Regions from separate parts of the Homo sapiens genome. Here region 1 is linked to region 2. The links are chromatin loops, found by intact Hi-C in ENCODE. Cell type or tissue: Panc1. All regions are shown on one strand.

Evidence for each region. Hi-C counts contacts between places; a loop is a spot of excess contacts. Peaks named below come from ENCODE experiments on the same cell type or tissue, not always from the same donor. Only the 100,000 strongest peaks of a DNase experiment are listed, where the experiment ranks them.
Region 1: a loop joins it to region 2, with 7 times the contacts of the local background. A loop is called at or near these places in 31 of 110 quality-filtered maps.

What each region holds. Positions count from the first base shown.
Region 1 is chr19:34,552,287-34,560,286 of GRCh38, reverse strand. It overlaps LOC105372374 (a long non-coding RNA gene), which reads right to left and starts at 4,793. Exons shown (of 4, transcript XR_935923.3): 1 at 4,441-4,793; 2 at 4,284-4,352; 3 at 3,815-3,861; 4 at 1,303-2,010. It also overlaps the pseudogene ZNF807P. In Panc1, CTCF peaks have their summits at 3,303, 3,514 (motif pointing left) and 4,632 (motif pointing right); a DNase peak (open chromatin) is centred at 4,613; H3K27me3 peaks cover 1,212 bases.
Region 2 is chr19:34,709,361-34,717,360 of GRCh38, reverse strand. It overlaps the pseudogene SCGB1B1P. Among named protein-coding and RNA genes, the nearest start is that of ZNF181, 21 kb to the left of the region's middle. In Panc1, CTCF peaks have their summits at 4,274 and 4,476 (motif pointing right); a DNase peak (open chromatin) is centred at 4,510; H3K27me3 peaks cover 1,663 bases.

The DNA of each region.
Region 1 (8,000 bases), 160 kb after region 2:
CTCTGTTTTGGAAAGGGAATAAGAAAACTGTTATAAACTCTGTGTGAATGAGTGCGTGAATGTGGAGTTCAAGGGCTTGCACTTGAATTTCCAGTATGTAGCTCCACGGTGAAAGCTACGGAGTTTGAATGGGCCCTCACCTGCAGTTCCGTGGTGACCTCTTAAGGCTTAAGGCAGCATCAGGCATAGCTCGATCCAAGCCAGGGGTTTATACCAGCCTGCCAATGCTAAGAGGAGCCTAAGTCCCCTCAGGGAGAGTGGCCAGATGGGCATCTGACTGATCCCATCACGGGCCCCCCTTCCTTTGTCTGTCTATTAAAAAATTGTCATAATTGTTTGTATGCCCCAGGGTCTATTGTCTTGTTTGGTAAAATTTCATATGTCAGGTCATCAATACTGCCCTAGACAACTGGGTAAGAACTTCTTCAAGGTCCTCAGTACTGATTTTCTATCACAGGAGGTCAAATTTCTCATCAATCATTTGGGTTGGCCATCCCAGTCCTGCCTTTTCTGTCAGAAACAAATCAGGTGTTGTTATGGGAAAGAGTGTGGGATTTCTGGCACCTTAAAGGTTGCTGGCATTTAGATTGCCATACCCCATGCCCAATTGACTGGACCACCTCCACATTAGACCGGTGGTGGATTCAAAATAGCCACCCCACAGACCTCCTTGCTCATCTTTTCTGTCATCCCATAACTTTTCCCGTGCCCATGGATAAGGCACTGTGCAGAGAAACCTACGCCCATACTGCTGTACTCTGTCCAGAGGTCTCAGGCGTGTCTCTTTGGGCTGTCAGGCCCAGGGGCGAGGCACGCCTCCACCAGTTTACAAAAGAAACAGCCTCCTTCCCCCATGGCAGGGGCTCCCTGACCTGTGGGCAAGGACTGGAGGGTGACGACGCCGGATCCCCTCCCCCGGCACCCCCTCCCCCGGGACCCCCTCAGGTGCCCGGCTCCTTTGCCTTCAGTTGTCAAAGCCCCTGACTTCCCAGAGCACCAGCGCATCCGCACCCAGCTCAGAATGCAAGGGCCCAGCCTGCTGCAGTGAACTTGGTCCCAGGCCAGGCTTCTGAGCTGGGCTTGCAGCGTCTGACAGGGCCTGGAGGCAGGGCGGGGGACCGCAGAGTGGCCCTGGTGACCCAGAGCTGCCCGGCATGGCTCCTCCTAGCCTGGAAAAATCCAAGTGGCCCCTTTTCCTCCTCATTCCCATCCTTTACCCTGCACATCTCATTTTCCTGTGTTGCAGCAAATCCAGTGTCTCCAAGACTTGGTTCTGTCCTCCCTTTTTCAACCCTTAAAAGAAAAGGCCAAGTTTGAACTTTTTGCCTTCAAGTCATGGAGACACCAAAGATATTTAGGCTATAGGACAAAAAGGAGGGGATCACGTAGGTCCCACTGGCCTCAGACCTGCCTCTTGTCCTCCCCCTAGATCTCAAAGCTTAAACAGACCGTCCTTATGTGGCAAGAAGTGTTGACTATGGTTGTTTTCCTTCTTCTTCTGGTTATAATACTTCTGTTCTTCTGATACTGCAGCCCCCCAGGTCTTGAATTTCTCTGTCTGTGCTGGGTTTAATATTTCTGCTGAAACCTTTTTAAATTGCCTCCAGAATGGGAAACTCTTCTTCCCAGCCTCATAAAGATTGGAGCCCTCTCCAATGTATGTTACAAAATTTCTCCCTAGGCTTCTCAGAGAATTATGGGGTCCACCTTAAAAAAGGCAAACTCCAGATACTCTGTGAAGTAGAATGACCACAGTTTGGAACCGTGTGGCCCCCAGAAGGGTCACTGAATCTCACAGCTCTTCAGGCTGTGTGGCGGGTCGTTGCTGGAACTCCCGGTCACCCCGATCCGTTTCCCTACATTGATCAATGGCTGAGATTGGTCCGGAGCCCTCCCCCTTGGCTCCGCTCATGTGCCATTCATAATCTTACCTCCAAGGTCATTTTAAGCGAGACCACACACTTTTGTCCGGATCCTCAGCTCCCTTGGCTCCTCCTGTATTGCCTCCCTCTGAAGAAGAGGAAAGTTTTCCTCACACAGTTCTGCCACCTTATAACCCTCCTGCTCCCCCAGAATCTCCCCTTGCCTCCTCAACTACATCTCCTGTGGCGTCCCCATCTATTGCCTCCTGATTGTGGCCATGGCAGGAGGAGGTAGCCCCCCTCCTCCCACTGAGAGAGGCACAAATCCCTCCGGGTGATGAGCGCTCAGCTCCATTCTTAGTTTACGTCCCTTTCTCTACTTCTGACCTGTACAACTGGAAGGCTCATAATCCCCCCTTCTTTGAAAAACCCCAGGTTCTGACCTCACTGATGGAGTCCATGCTCCAGACTCACCGGCCCACCTGGGATGATTGTCAGCAACGCCTTTTAACCCTCTTCATCTCTGAAGAGAGGAATTGTATCCGAAGAGAAGCCAGAAAGTATTTCCTTACATCAGCTGATAGACCAGAGGGGGAAGCCCAAAACCTCGTTAAGGAGGTTTTTCCCTCTACCCGGCCTAATTGGGATCCTAACTCCTCGGGTGGGAGGAGGGCTTTAGATGATTTTCACCGGTATCTCCTTGTGGGCCTCAAGGGAGCCGCTCAAAAACCCATAAATCTGTCTGAGACAACTGAAGTTGTCCAGGGGCCTGATGAACCTGGAACACTTTTAGAAAGTCTCCAGGAGGCCTATCAAACTTACACCCCTTTTGACCCGGCAGCTCCCAAGAATAGCCGTGCTATTAATTTGGTGTTTGTGGCTCAGGCAGCTACTGATAGTAAAAGAAAATTACAAAAGCCGGAGGGATTTGCTGGAATGAACAATAGCCAGCTTTTAGAAGTAGCCCAGAAAGTTTTTGACAATCGAGAGTCTGAAAAACGAAAACAGGCAGCTGAGGCAGCTGAAAAAGCTGCTGATAAAGCATCCAAAAGACAAGCAAAAATCTTAGTGGTGGCCATCCAGGAAGCCAAAAAGTAAGGGCCCCCATCACAGAGGAATAGCCAGGGAACCCCGGGTCCCAGCCAAAAGGGCAAGAAAGGTGAGCGGGCTCCCCTGGAGAAAAACCAATGTGCTTATTGCAAGCAGATAGGACACTGGAAGAAGGAATGCCCATTAAAGCCAGAGCAAAAACCAGAAAAGAAAAAGGTCCTCACCCTCCCCACAGCGGAGGAGTCTGATGACTGATGGGACTGGGGCTCCCTTTCACTTGGCCCCCAGGAGCCCATGGTGACCGCTACAGTGGGGGGCCAGCATGTATACTTCCTAATAGATACTGAGGTGGAACACTCAGTACTGCAGACACCCTTAGGCAGTGTCTCTAATAAAAGAGTAGCTGTACAAGGGGCAACAGGAGCTATTCAGGAATATCCTGTCACCCACTCATGATAAGTGAGTTTAGGAAAGAAAAGAGTAACTCACTCATTTCTTGTAGTCCCAGAGTGCCCCCTTCCCCTTCTCAGATGAGACCTGCTCCATAAGTTACAGGCTTCTATCTCTCAGCCCAGCAGGCTCACTTCACGTTAGGGGACACAACGCCCCCTACTGCCCAACTCCTGCTAACTACCCCTCTGTCAGAGGAATATCTTTTGGTTTCACCATCACAACCATTGGAGAATAAAACAAATTCTCTCCTCCTATTAGACCTACAGACTGTTTCCTCGAGTCTGGGCTGAGTCAAACCCCCTGGGATAAGCAAAGCATCATCTGCCAGTAGTTGTAGAACTTCTGGCCACTGCCCTGCCAGTCCAGATAAAACAGTATCCTATGAGTCAGCAGGCTAGAGAGGGGATAAATCTCCATATTCAGTGACTGCTACAAGCTGGCATACTCACACCATGTCAATCCACCTGGAATACTCCATTTTTGCCGGTCCAGAAACCTGGAACAAATGATTACCAGCCTGTGCAGGACTTGAGGGAGGTTAACAAGTGGACAGTTACCATCCATCCAACTGTCCACAATGCTTATACTTTACTCAGCCTGCTCCCACCAGAACATACAGTATACACTGTCCTTGACTTAAAGGATGCCTTCTTTGCTATTCCTCTGGCCCCCAAAAGCCAACCTATCTTTGCTTTTGAATGGACAGATCCTGGCTCAGGAGATACCACCCAATTAACTTGGACTCAGTTACCTCAAGGCTTTAAAAATTCCCCCATCCTTTTTGGGGAAGCCCTCCAACAGGATCTTATACCATTCTGAGCCAGTCACCCCAATTGTACTATTCTTCAGTATGTAGATGACTTATTGGCTACTGAAACTACTGACAGCTGCCTGCAACATACTAGGGACCTACTTTACCTCCTTCAGGTGCTCAGGTATTGGATCTCGGCCAAAAAGGCCCAGCTTTGTCTTCTTAGAGTGTCCTACCTAAGGTACAAGATAAAGAAAGGAAAAAGGGCACTCACCAGTGTGAAGCCATCCTGTGAATCCCCACTCCCACCACCAAGAGACAGACCTTACTATACCTGTCCATGACTGCCAAGAACCGTTGGAGACTACGGAATCTGGCCGACCTGATCTCCAAGAGGTATCTTTAAAGGAGGCAGAAGCCACCGTGTTTAGAGATGGTAGCAGCTTCCTTGAGCAGGGAGTTCAAAAGGCTGGTGCTGCCATCACTACAGAGATGGATATACTGTAGGCCCAAGCACTGCCAGCAGGTGGCTGTAATTCACTGCAAAGGACATCAAAAAGAAGACATGGCCATTGCCCATGGTAACCAAAAAGCAGACTCTACAGCCTAGGAGGCAGCTCGTCTCCCTGTTGCACCTCTGACCCTGCTGCCTGCAGTGTCCTTTCTGCAACCTGACTTGCCAGATCACCCAAAATATTCCCCAGAGGAGGAAAAACAGGCTTCGGATCTTCAGGCCAGTAAAAATCAGGAAGTCTCTCCAACAGGTACAAGACATCATCCAGCCGCTTGTCCGGGGAGCTCACCCCAATCCAGTTCCTGACTAGACGGGGCCCTACCACTCTTTCCAGCCGGGTGACCTCATGTACATTAAAAAGTTCCAGAAAGGACTCATTCCTGCCTGAAAAGGACCTCATACTGTCATCCTCACCACACCAACGGCTCTGAAAGTAGATGGCATTCCAGCTTGGATTCATCAATCTCACATCAAAAAGGACAACAGAGCCCAACAAGAAACATGGGTCCCCAAGCCTGGGCCAGGCCCCTTAAAACTGCCCCTAAGTCAAGTGAAGCCATCAGATTAATTCTTTTTATTTACCTCTATTGTTTGTTTCCACCTATTATGCCTTCTGCCCCATCCTACTCTTTCCTCCTCACTTCTTTCACAGCAGGATGTGTGTTTGCAAACACTACTTGGAAGGCAGGAATCTCAAGGAAGTCTCTTTTACAGTTGATTTATGTACTTTGTTCCCAGAGCCTGCCCATACCCATGAAGAACAATGCAATCTGCCAGTCATAGGAGCAGGTATCGTCGACTTTGCTGTGGAATTTGGACACTCCAGAAGCCAGACTGGATGTGGAAACTCCAAAGGTGCAGAAAAAGGACTTCAGAATGTTGACTTTTACCTCTGTCCTGGAAATCACCCTAACTCTAGTTGTCAAGATTCTTACCAGTTTTTCTGCCCTGACTGGACATGTGTAACTTTGGCCACCTACTCTGGGGCATCAACTCGATCTTCAACCCTTTCCATAGCTCGTGCTTCCCGTCCTAAGCTGTGTACTAGGAGAAATTGCAATCCTCTCACTATAAACATCCATAATCCTAATTTAGCTCAATGGTATTATGTCATGTCATAGGGATTAAGGCTTTATATCCCGGGATTTGATGTTGGAACTATGTTCACCATCCAAAAAAAATCCTCGTCTCATGGAGCCCTCCTAAGCCAATCAGGCCTTTAACTGATTTAGATGACCTTATGTTCCCAAAACATCCAGACAAGGTTGATTTAACTGTCCCACTGCCATTCCTGGTCCCCAAACCTCACCTGCAATGACAGCACCTCCAACCCAGCCTGATGTCCATTCTAGGTGGGGTACATCACCTCCTCAATCTCACCCAGCCTAAACTAGCCCAAGATTGTTGGTTGTGCCTAAAGGACAAACCCCCATATTATATTGGATTAGGAGTAGAAGCCGCACTTAAAATTGGCTCTCTTTCTTGTTGTACATGCCCCCATGCCCTCCCATTAGGAGATACGTCTGGAAACACTTCTTGTCTAATTAGCACCGGATATAACTTATCTGCTTCTCCCTTTCAGGCTACCTGTAATCAGTCTATGCTTACCTCCTTAAGCACCTCAGTCTCCTACCAGGCACCTAACAATACCTGGTTAGCCTGCACTTCAGGTCTCACTTGCCACATCAATGGAACTAAACCAGGACCTCTCCTGTGTGTGTTGGTTCATGTACTCCCCCAGGTCTACGTGTATAGTGGGCCAGAAGGATAACTTCTTATTGCTCCCCCTGAATTACATCCCAGGTTTTGCCGAGCCACCCCACTCCTTGTACCCCTCCTGGCTGGCCTTAGCATAGCTGGATCAGCAGCCATCAGCATGGCTGCCCTGGTTCAGGGAGAAACTGGACTAATGTCCCTGTCTCAACAAGTAGATGCTGATTTAAGCAATCTCCAATCAGCCATAAATATACTACATACCCAAGTAAAATCTCTAGCTGAAGTAGTTCTTCAAAACCGCCGAGGCTTAGATCTGCTATTTCTCTCCCAAGGAGGGTTATGTGCCACTCTAGGAGAGAGTTGTTGCTTCTGTGCCAATCAGTCTGGAGTCATAAAAGATACTCTCCAAAAAGTTTGAGAAAACCTAGACAGGCACCAGCAAGAACGAGAAAATAACACCCCCTGGTACCAAAGCATGTTTAACTGGAATCCATTGCTAACTACTCTAATCACTGGGTTAGCTGGACCCTTTCTCCCCTATTGTTAGGCTTAGTCTTTGAGCCTTGTATGTTAAATTGGTTTCTTAATTTTGTAAAACAACATATAGCTTCTGTCAAGCTTATGTACCTTAAAACCCAATATAACCCCCTGGTTATAACCGAGGAATCAATGGTTTGATTCCCCAAAAACACAAGTGGGGAATGTGATACCCAACCTTGTTTTAACCTGAATTGACTCTCCCTTAGCTGAGAGAGCCAGACAGACTCCATCTTGGCTCCTTCACTTACAGCCCCTTACCCACTCCCTTCCTCAAGGACTTGACTTGACTTGTGCAAGCAGATTCCCAACACATCCAAGGATGCAATTAACTGATAAGATACTGTGGAAAGCTATATCCGCAGTTCCTAGGAATTCATCTGGTTGATAACACCCAAAGCCCCGCATCTGTCACCCTGTGATAGATTTAAAGCCCCTGCACCTGGAACTGTTTGCTTTCCTGTAACCATTTATCCTTATAACTTTTTGCCTGCTTTACTTCTGTAAGATTGTTTTAACTAGACTCCCCCCCTCTCCTTTCTAAACCAAAGTAAAAAAGAAAATCTAGCCCCTTCTTTGGGGCCTAGAGAATTTTGAGCACTAGCCATCTCTCAGTCGCTGGCTAATAAAGGACACCTGAATTCGTCTCAGAGTGTGGTGTTTCTCTGTAACTCACTAGGTTACAACACGTGAGCCCTACAATTATTCCTGCTTACAGTGTAGAAGAAAAATAAGTATATATGGTGACCACCATGGGTATAATTTAGGTGGGATAATAGGAGAGAGGAGAGAGGCAAAGATTTGCAGAAGTATCCATGTAAATCTTTGGCTAAGTCCCGATCTGCACAAGCATGACCAGACACTACCTGAGGTTTAGAAAGGAACCCCTACAAAGCAATATCCCAAACAATTATTTGAGCTCATCCAGGGCTGGGAATTGTATGTTCACCTGCCAGTGTGGAACACCTATTAGTACAGAAAACACCAGATAGAAAGGTATCACCTAAAGAACGGGGCTGACAGACTCAAGGCTGCTCTGGTCTTATACTAAAAAAGTTTAAAACAGAAAGACCTAGTGCCAAGCAGGCAAGAGGAAATCATGCTGCTAAGTAATTTT
Region 2 (8,000 bases):
TGCATTTCCCTGATGATTGGTGATGCTGACCACTGGAAAAATACCTGGACCATTTGTATGCCATCTTTTGAGAGATATTTCTTCAGCTAATTTGCCATTTGTACATCAGATTATTTGTGTGTTTTTCCATGTTGAGTTATTTGAGTTCCTTATATATTCTGGATATGAATCCCTTGTCAGATGAATAGTTTGCAAATATTTTTTTTTCCATCCTGCAAGTCATCTCTTCTCTCTATTGATTGTTTCCTTTGCTGTGCTGAAGCTTTTTAGTTTAATGTAATCCCATTTGTCTATTTTTGCTTTTGTTGTCTGTGCTTTTGGGTTTTCTCCATAAAATCTTTGCCAAGACCAATGTCCTGAAAATTTTTATGCATATTTTCTTCTAGTAGTTTTATAGTTTCAGCTCTTGCATATAAGTCTTTAAGCTATTTTGAGTTGATTTAAGGAAAAATATGATTAGAGATGGATGTCTGGTTTCATATTTTTGGCATATTAATATCCAGTTTTCCCAGCACCACTTATTGAAAAGACTCTCCAATCCCCAATAAATGTTCTTGGCACTTTTGTTGAAAATCTGTTGATGGTAAATATGTGAACTTATTTCTGTGCTATTTAGTTCCATTGACTATGTGTCTATTTTTATGACAGTATCATACTGTTTTTTTTTCTTTTGTTTTCCTTTTCGTGGCAAACAGGGTTTCACTATGTTGCCCAGGCAGGTCTCGAACTCCTGGGTTCAAGGTATCCTCCCGCCTCTGCCTCCCTAAGAGCTGGGATTACAGGCATGAGCCACCATGCCCAACTGTTTGTTGTTGTGTTGTTTTTGTTTTAACCATAGCTATATAATCTATTTTGACTTCAAGAAGTGTTATGCCTCCAACTTAGTTCATTTTTCTGAGGATTGCTTTGGTTATTCTGAGTCTTTTGTGGTTTCTTACCAATTTTAGGATTGTTTTTTCTACCTCTGTGAAGATATCATTGATATTTTGACAGGGATTGCATTGAATCTGCAGATCACTTTTGGTGATATGCTCATTTTCACAACATTAATTGTTCCAATCATGAACATGGGATGCCTTTTCACTTTTGATGTCCTCTTCACTTTCTTTCATCAGCGTTTTATAGCTTTTTGGGTAGAGGTCTTTCACCTCTTTCGTTAAATTTATTCTTATTTTGGTAGCTATTTTACATGAGTTTGCCTTCTCAATTTCTTCCTTTACTAATTTGTTGCTGATGTGTACGAATGCTACTGATTTTTATATGTTGATTTTGTATCCTGTGCCTTTACTGAATTTCTTTATCAGTTCTAAGAGTTTTTGTTGGTCCTTTTAGGTTTTTCTATATACAAGACCATGTCATCTGCAAGCAGAGACTGGGACATCCTCCTATCCAGTCTGGATGCACTTTATTTCTTTCTGTTGCCTAACTGCTCTGGCTAGGACTTCCAGTACTATGTTGAATAAAACTGGTGAAAGTGGCCACTTTTTTTTCTTGTTCCAGATTTTAGAGAATGACGTTTCAATATTTCCTTATTCACTATGATGTTGGCAGTGGGTTTGCCATATATTTCATTTATTATATTGGCATACGTTCTTTTTACACCCAGTTTGTTAAGAGTTTTTATAATGAAGCACAGTTGAATTTTATCAGATGCTTTTTCTGCATCTATTTACATGATTGTATGGTTCTTGTTCTTCCTTCTGTTGATGTGATGTGTCACATGTATTGATTTGTGTATTTTGAACCATCCTTGCATTCCTGGGAGAACTCCCACTTGATCATGGGGAATGATCATTTTGCTGTGCTGTTGGGGTTGGTTTGCTAGAATTTTGTTGAGGATGATGGATATTGGCCTATAGTTGTTGTTGTTGTTGTTGTTTTCTGTATGTGTGTGTGTCCTTGTCTGGTTTTGCCATCAGGGTATTGCTGGTTTTGTAGAATGAGTTTGGAAGAATTTCATTCCCTTCAATTTTCTGGAGGACTTTTTGAAGAATTGGTATTAGTTCTTAAATATTTTGTACAATTCTGGAAGAAAATGGAGCCTGGGTTTTTTCTTTGATGGAGACATTTTATTACAGGTTCAATCTCATTACTTGTAATTGCTCTATTCAGGAGTTCTATTTCTTCTTGGTTCAATCTTGGTAAATTTTATATGTCTAATAATTTACACATTTCTGGTACGTTTTCTAATTTGTTAGCTTATAGTTACTGGTAGCAATCTCTAATGATACTTCGTTTTTGCGTGGTATCAGTTGTGATGTCTACTATTTCATTTCTGGTTTTATTTACTTGGGTCTTTTTTCACAATCTAGTTAATGGTCTGATGATTTTTTTTCTTTTAACAAAACCAACTCTTCATTTGTTAATCTTCTATACTATTTTTTAGTCTCAATTTCATTTATTTCTGCTGTGATCTTTATTATATCTTTCCTCCTGCTAAATTTGGGTTTGGTTTGTATTTGCTCTTTTAGTTCCTTGAAATGCATTAAGTTTTACTTGAAATCTTTCTCTCTTTTTTTTGATGTAGGTAGTTACTACTAAACTACCTTGTTATTATTGCCTTTTCAGTACCCTATAGATTTTGTTATGTTGTGCAGGTTTTATTTGAACTTTTTCTACATTTTTGATGAAGATATTTATTATCAAAATTCTTGCTAATATTGTGTTTGCTGGATCACACAGGCTTTGGTATGTGGCATTTCTATTTTAACTTGCTTCAAAAATTTTTTTAATTTGCTTCTTAATTTGTTTATTTGCTCATTGTCTCATTTTTATATATTTGTTCATTTTAGAAAATTTATCTTGTTATTGATTTGATTTATAGTGTTACTTCATTGTGGTCAGAAATGATACTTGATGTGATATTTTCATGCAGGCAAACGATGTATAATAATCACATAAGAGTCAACGGGAGGCTGGGTGTGGTGGCTCACACTTGTAATCCCAGCACTTCAGGAGGCCAATGCAGGCAGATCACAAGGTTAGGAGTTCAAGACCAGCCTGGCCAACATAGTGAAACCCCGTCTCTACTAAAAATACAAAAATTTTTATTTTTTGTATTTTTAATCCCAGCTACTTGGGAGGCTGAGGCAGGAGATCATTTGAACCCAGGAGGCGGAGGTTGCAGTGAGCCGAGATTGCACCATTGCACTCCAGCCCAGGCAACAGTGCTAGACTCTGTCAAAAAAAAAAAAGAAAAAGAGTCAATGGGGTATCCGTCACCTGAAGGATTTATTCTTTGTGTTACAAATAATCTGATTATACTTTTTCAGTTATTTTAAAATATACAATTAAATGATTATTAACTATAGTCATCCTGTTTTCCTATCAAATACTCATTCTTTGTTAAATGTTCTTATGGAAAGAAATAATATTTTGCAGCTGTTGGATGAAATAGTCTATAAATATCTGCAAGAGCCATTTGATCAGAAGTGCAGCAATTGTGTCAAGAAATTTTGAATTTTTCCACATATATATAAACTTCCCTGTTTTCTTGCCAGTTTTGATTTCTGGTTTCATTCCACCGTGGCTAGAAAAGACACTGAATATGGTTCTGATCTTAAATTTGTTAAGACTTGTTTTCGAATTAACTTGTCTTCTATCCTGGAGACTGTAGTGTGTATTCTTGAGGAGAATGTCTTCCGCTGTTGGGAGGAAAGTTCTGTGTGTGTCTGGTAGATCCATTTGTTCTATGATTTTGTTTAAGTCTGTTATACGTTGTCTGTCTAGATGGTCTGTCTATTATTAAATGTGACATGTGGAAGTCTCCTACCATTTACTATTGCCATTTTGTTAACATTTTTGTTTGCCCTGTAGTTCTTTTGTCCCTCTGTTTCTACTCCCTAGGTGTCCTTTCACTGTGACCTAGGGTGGAGAGGAAGACAGTGGGAGCATCCCCCCAACAGTTTTCTCTCCTTGGTTCCTGTGTCCCAGCATTGTGTTAACTGTGCTGCCCATTGTTGTAGGCGTGGTCCTCCAAGTCATGGAACCTTATGAACTAAGTTATGGGATTAACCATGCTTTACCCACACTGCCTTAGCTTATCGATCTGTGTGATCTGCCTGGCTTCCTGAAGAAATGGATCTCTGGAGAGACTGTGTCCCCTTTGGGCAAGCCTTCTTTAACAGAGTCAGTGTGCTAAATTACCTGCTATTATGGCCTGTGCTAAAATATTTACCCATAGCAAAATGGTTCTGTTTAACCTCTGTACTTAAAATCACTTTACTAATTAAGTACTGCTCTCATTGGAGACAGAAATGAACGTAGGGACCTAATGGTGATTTTTCCTGCTGTTGGCACAGTATGGGCGCTAACATTTGGCTGTGAAGGACATTTTCCTCCTAATTGTTGAAGTTGGAGCTTTCCCATTCACAGAAAGACCTTAGAGGCTGATTTCTAGCGGTGCAAAAAGAAAGAATTGAGAAGCTGCAGTATTACTGTAAAACACCGGCGATTTGCCACATGAAGAGGATTTATATTTCCACTAGGTGGCGCTGTTGGCTTAGAAATAACATGTGCTCGCCAGAGGCAGGATAGAGATGCTTGTTGAGTTGCTGCACGTGGTGTTTGCTGATCTTTCCTAACAGAACTGTTTCCCTGAACTGTAAAATTTCCTGCACACTGCACACACAGAGGATAGGAGACATAGTGACAGCAGATAGAAAAGAAAGGAAAATTTTGTGACAGGATAGCTGGAGATCCATGATCAACACTTGGATGGGCTGTTGGAGGCTGGGTTCAGTCCCGAAGCCTTTGAATAATGCCAGGGTGTGCCCTGGACAGAAATTCTCAGTTGCCCTAGGACTTCTCCCAGCCTCATGTGATGGCTAGGAACTCTGTGGAAAAAAAAAAAAAAACTGGTTTGAAGACAGCCTTGAGATTAAAGGGCAGATTTGAGGCTCACTCCATACTCACCAGTCCGATGTTTCTATCTTCCATTCTGATCCTGATCCTGGATGAGAACCGCCAGATGAAACAGCTTGGTTGACTGGGGTATATACCCTGTTTCTTTGTCTCAGTCGAAAAAAATTCAGGACGCGAATACACATGAGGAGTGGGTTTAGGAGCAGAAAGTTTAATAGACAAAGAAGAAGAAGAGAGAGAAAAGGCTTCCTCATGCTGAGAAAGCAGGTCGCCCAAGAGAGGGTCTCCAGTTTGCAGCAGGATGCAATCGATTTTGTGCAGAGGCTTAGGGAGGTGGTGATTGATTTACATAGGGCCCAGGGGATTGGTTTGACTAGACGTTCCATTTGCATAGCCTGCAAAAAGACTGGCCTTCCCACCCTACTCTTTTATTATGCAAATGTGGTTCTACCTGGTGGGTCACCATGATTCCTACACACACGGTGACAAGGAAAAGGAGAGCAGGAACCACCATATTCAATGTACCTGGCTTCCAGGTACCGCTGCTGGCATTTACATATGAAAGCTCCTAGTTTTCATATATATCAGGCTGCTTTCTGTCGGAGAAGAAATGGTTTGGGGCTGCTTTTTATTAAAGGAAAATTCCACCGAGAACTTTTACCCTTTCTAGCTGCCTAAAAATAATTTCTTAATAAATCCTGTATTAGAAAGACCCAGGGCTCATGGTTTGGAGAGTCTCATGTGCTCGAGAGGCTGTAGGCCAGGAGGTCAGAGCCAAGGGTCTAAAATTGAGGTTGAGTGGTGCCATGGACACAGGAGGTCCTGGAGGTTCCCAGGCTAGCCTACAGAGCTGAACAGCCAGAGCCAGCCCACAAGCTCAAGGGCTAGCTGAATCCCCCTTCCTGGCCCTTCCCTGCGTCATTGGTGTCTGCTCCCTCCTCTCTACCTCCTCATTCACGAGGTTCCTTTTCCTCCCAGATTCCCAGGGAAAGGCCTTGGTGGGAGAGTACCTTGTCATGCTCTTATTTTAATGCTGAATTTAGAGAAAAACCATATAATACCCTTTTGAATTTAGTCAATATATTCATACATAGAATTTTTGCAAGATTTATTTTTACACTTTCTACCACTTGTTTGAACTTTTAACTTCATATTTTCTAATTTAAAACAATTCTTTAACCCTAGGCAAGAATTTATATTTTTATGCCTCTTATAACCTTTTATTAAAATACATTTTACTGTTGCTACACACCTCACATGTAAATCTATTTCCAGTAGTCTCAATTACATATCATAATGGTAAGTTGGTGGGAGGAGAATAAGCACTCCCACCCACTGCCCTAGAACCAGCAGACCCTCCACCCAGACTAAGGTGCAGGCACACACAGCTGCACTCACCAGCCCACTGAGCACATGCCTCTTGTCCTCGTCTGCCAATTTGCCATTGAAACAGTTCTTCAGCTTTCTAGCATTGGACAATATTAATGAGGATGTTCAGTATTGTGCCACATGATCAACATATTCATCAGGGGTTCCCACCAGGAAGAGATCAACATCCTTTGTCACAACTGGGCAGATGTCACAATCTGGAACACAATGACACGTGGACAGACCCTTGAGAGACACTCATCAGAGCCTACACATCCCTTTCCCTCCATGTATGCTCAAAACTGCCCTTGGATGCCATCAAAGCCCCAGCATCCACATCCCCAGGCATTCACAGCCTGGCACCTACTTGCCCTGGAGATCAGGAGCACGGCAGTGAAGAGCAGCCCGAAAGTAGGAGCCAGCTTCATGGTGCCAGTGGCAAGTTCGTCAGGCCCCATTTGAGGCCCTTTTATACCTGTGCCAGGTCTCACAGTGGGGCAGGAAAAGGCCTGTGTCTTTCCATTTGCTGATTATCTCCCCCTACCCATAGATGTATGAGGAGCTCCAATGTGCTGCTACATCCTCAGGGCTCAGACCAGGACCAACACAAAGTAGATGCTCTATAAATGTCTGTTAGATGAATTGAAGGGACATCCCCATTGCTCTGGAGTCTATAAACTACATATTTTTAAAACTTATTTTGGTTTCTTATTTTTTTAAGACAGAGTCTCCTGTTGCTCAGGCTGGATTGCAGTGGTGCAATCAGAGCTCACTGCAGCCTCAACCTCTCAGGCTCAAGCCATCCATCTTAGCCTCCCAAGTCGCAGGGACCACAGGTGTGCACAACCAAGCCTGGCTAACTTTTTTATTTTTAGTTTTTGTAGAGATGGGGTTTCCCCATCTTGCCCAGGCTCATCTCAAACTTCTGGACTCAAGCGATCCTCCCACCTCAGCCTCCCAAAGTGCTGGGAGAGACACTCATCAGGCATGAGTCACTGTGCCTGGCCTCTGGAGTCTATGAACAAGAACTTTTACAGATACTTACTGTATATTTGCTTATTAAATTGCTTTGTATTAGTTAAATAAAGTGAAAGTTTTCAGTACTTTGTCAGTTCAGAATAAGGCAGTTTTTGGCTAGAGGTTCTTGGCTGACCTTTTCTCTGAGTCAGTAGTGACAGAATAAGGTTTGCTGAAGCTGCAGAGTCAAAGGTAGAATGCAAGGTTTTTGGCCTTGATTAGAACCTTGTACAAAACAGGATTCATGTCTGGTAAGGGCTCTTGGTTGAGAGGTGCCAAGCAATGAGCTCCAGCTGTCAGCTGTTCATCATGTCTTCTGGTGTGTGACACTGTCTTAGTCCTGCCTTGCTTTTTTATGGCCTTGGTAGTGTTGAGGTGGTGGACATCGTCAAATGCCCACCAAGCTGAGTTTGGCATTTTTTCTCATAATATTTACATTGGGATTAGGATTTTAGGGAACACACCCTGGAAGTGCAGGACCCTGTGACATCAATGTCTAGGCACTGGTTATCACTTATCACTTGATTAGTGTCATCTGTGTTGGCTTTCTCTACTGTTTTTCCCTTTCCCTACTATTTTCTTGGGAAACATCCAGCACATACTCAAGGTGGGAGGGCAGTAAGCTTGATGGTGGCTAGATGTTTCTGAAGACAAGAGTAGGGTGGCCAGGTGTGGTGGCTCAAGTGTACAATACCAGCACTTTGGGAGGCAGAGGCAGGAGGATCCCTTGGGCCCAGGAGTTCAAGGCCAGC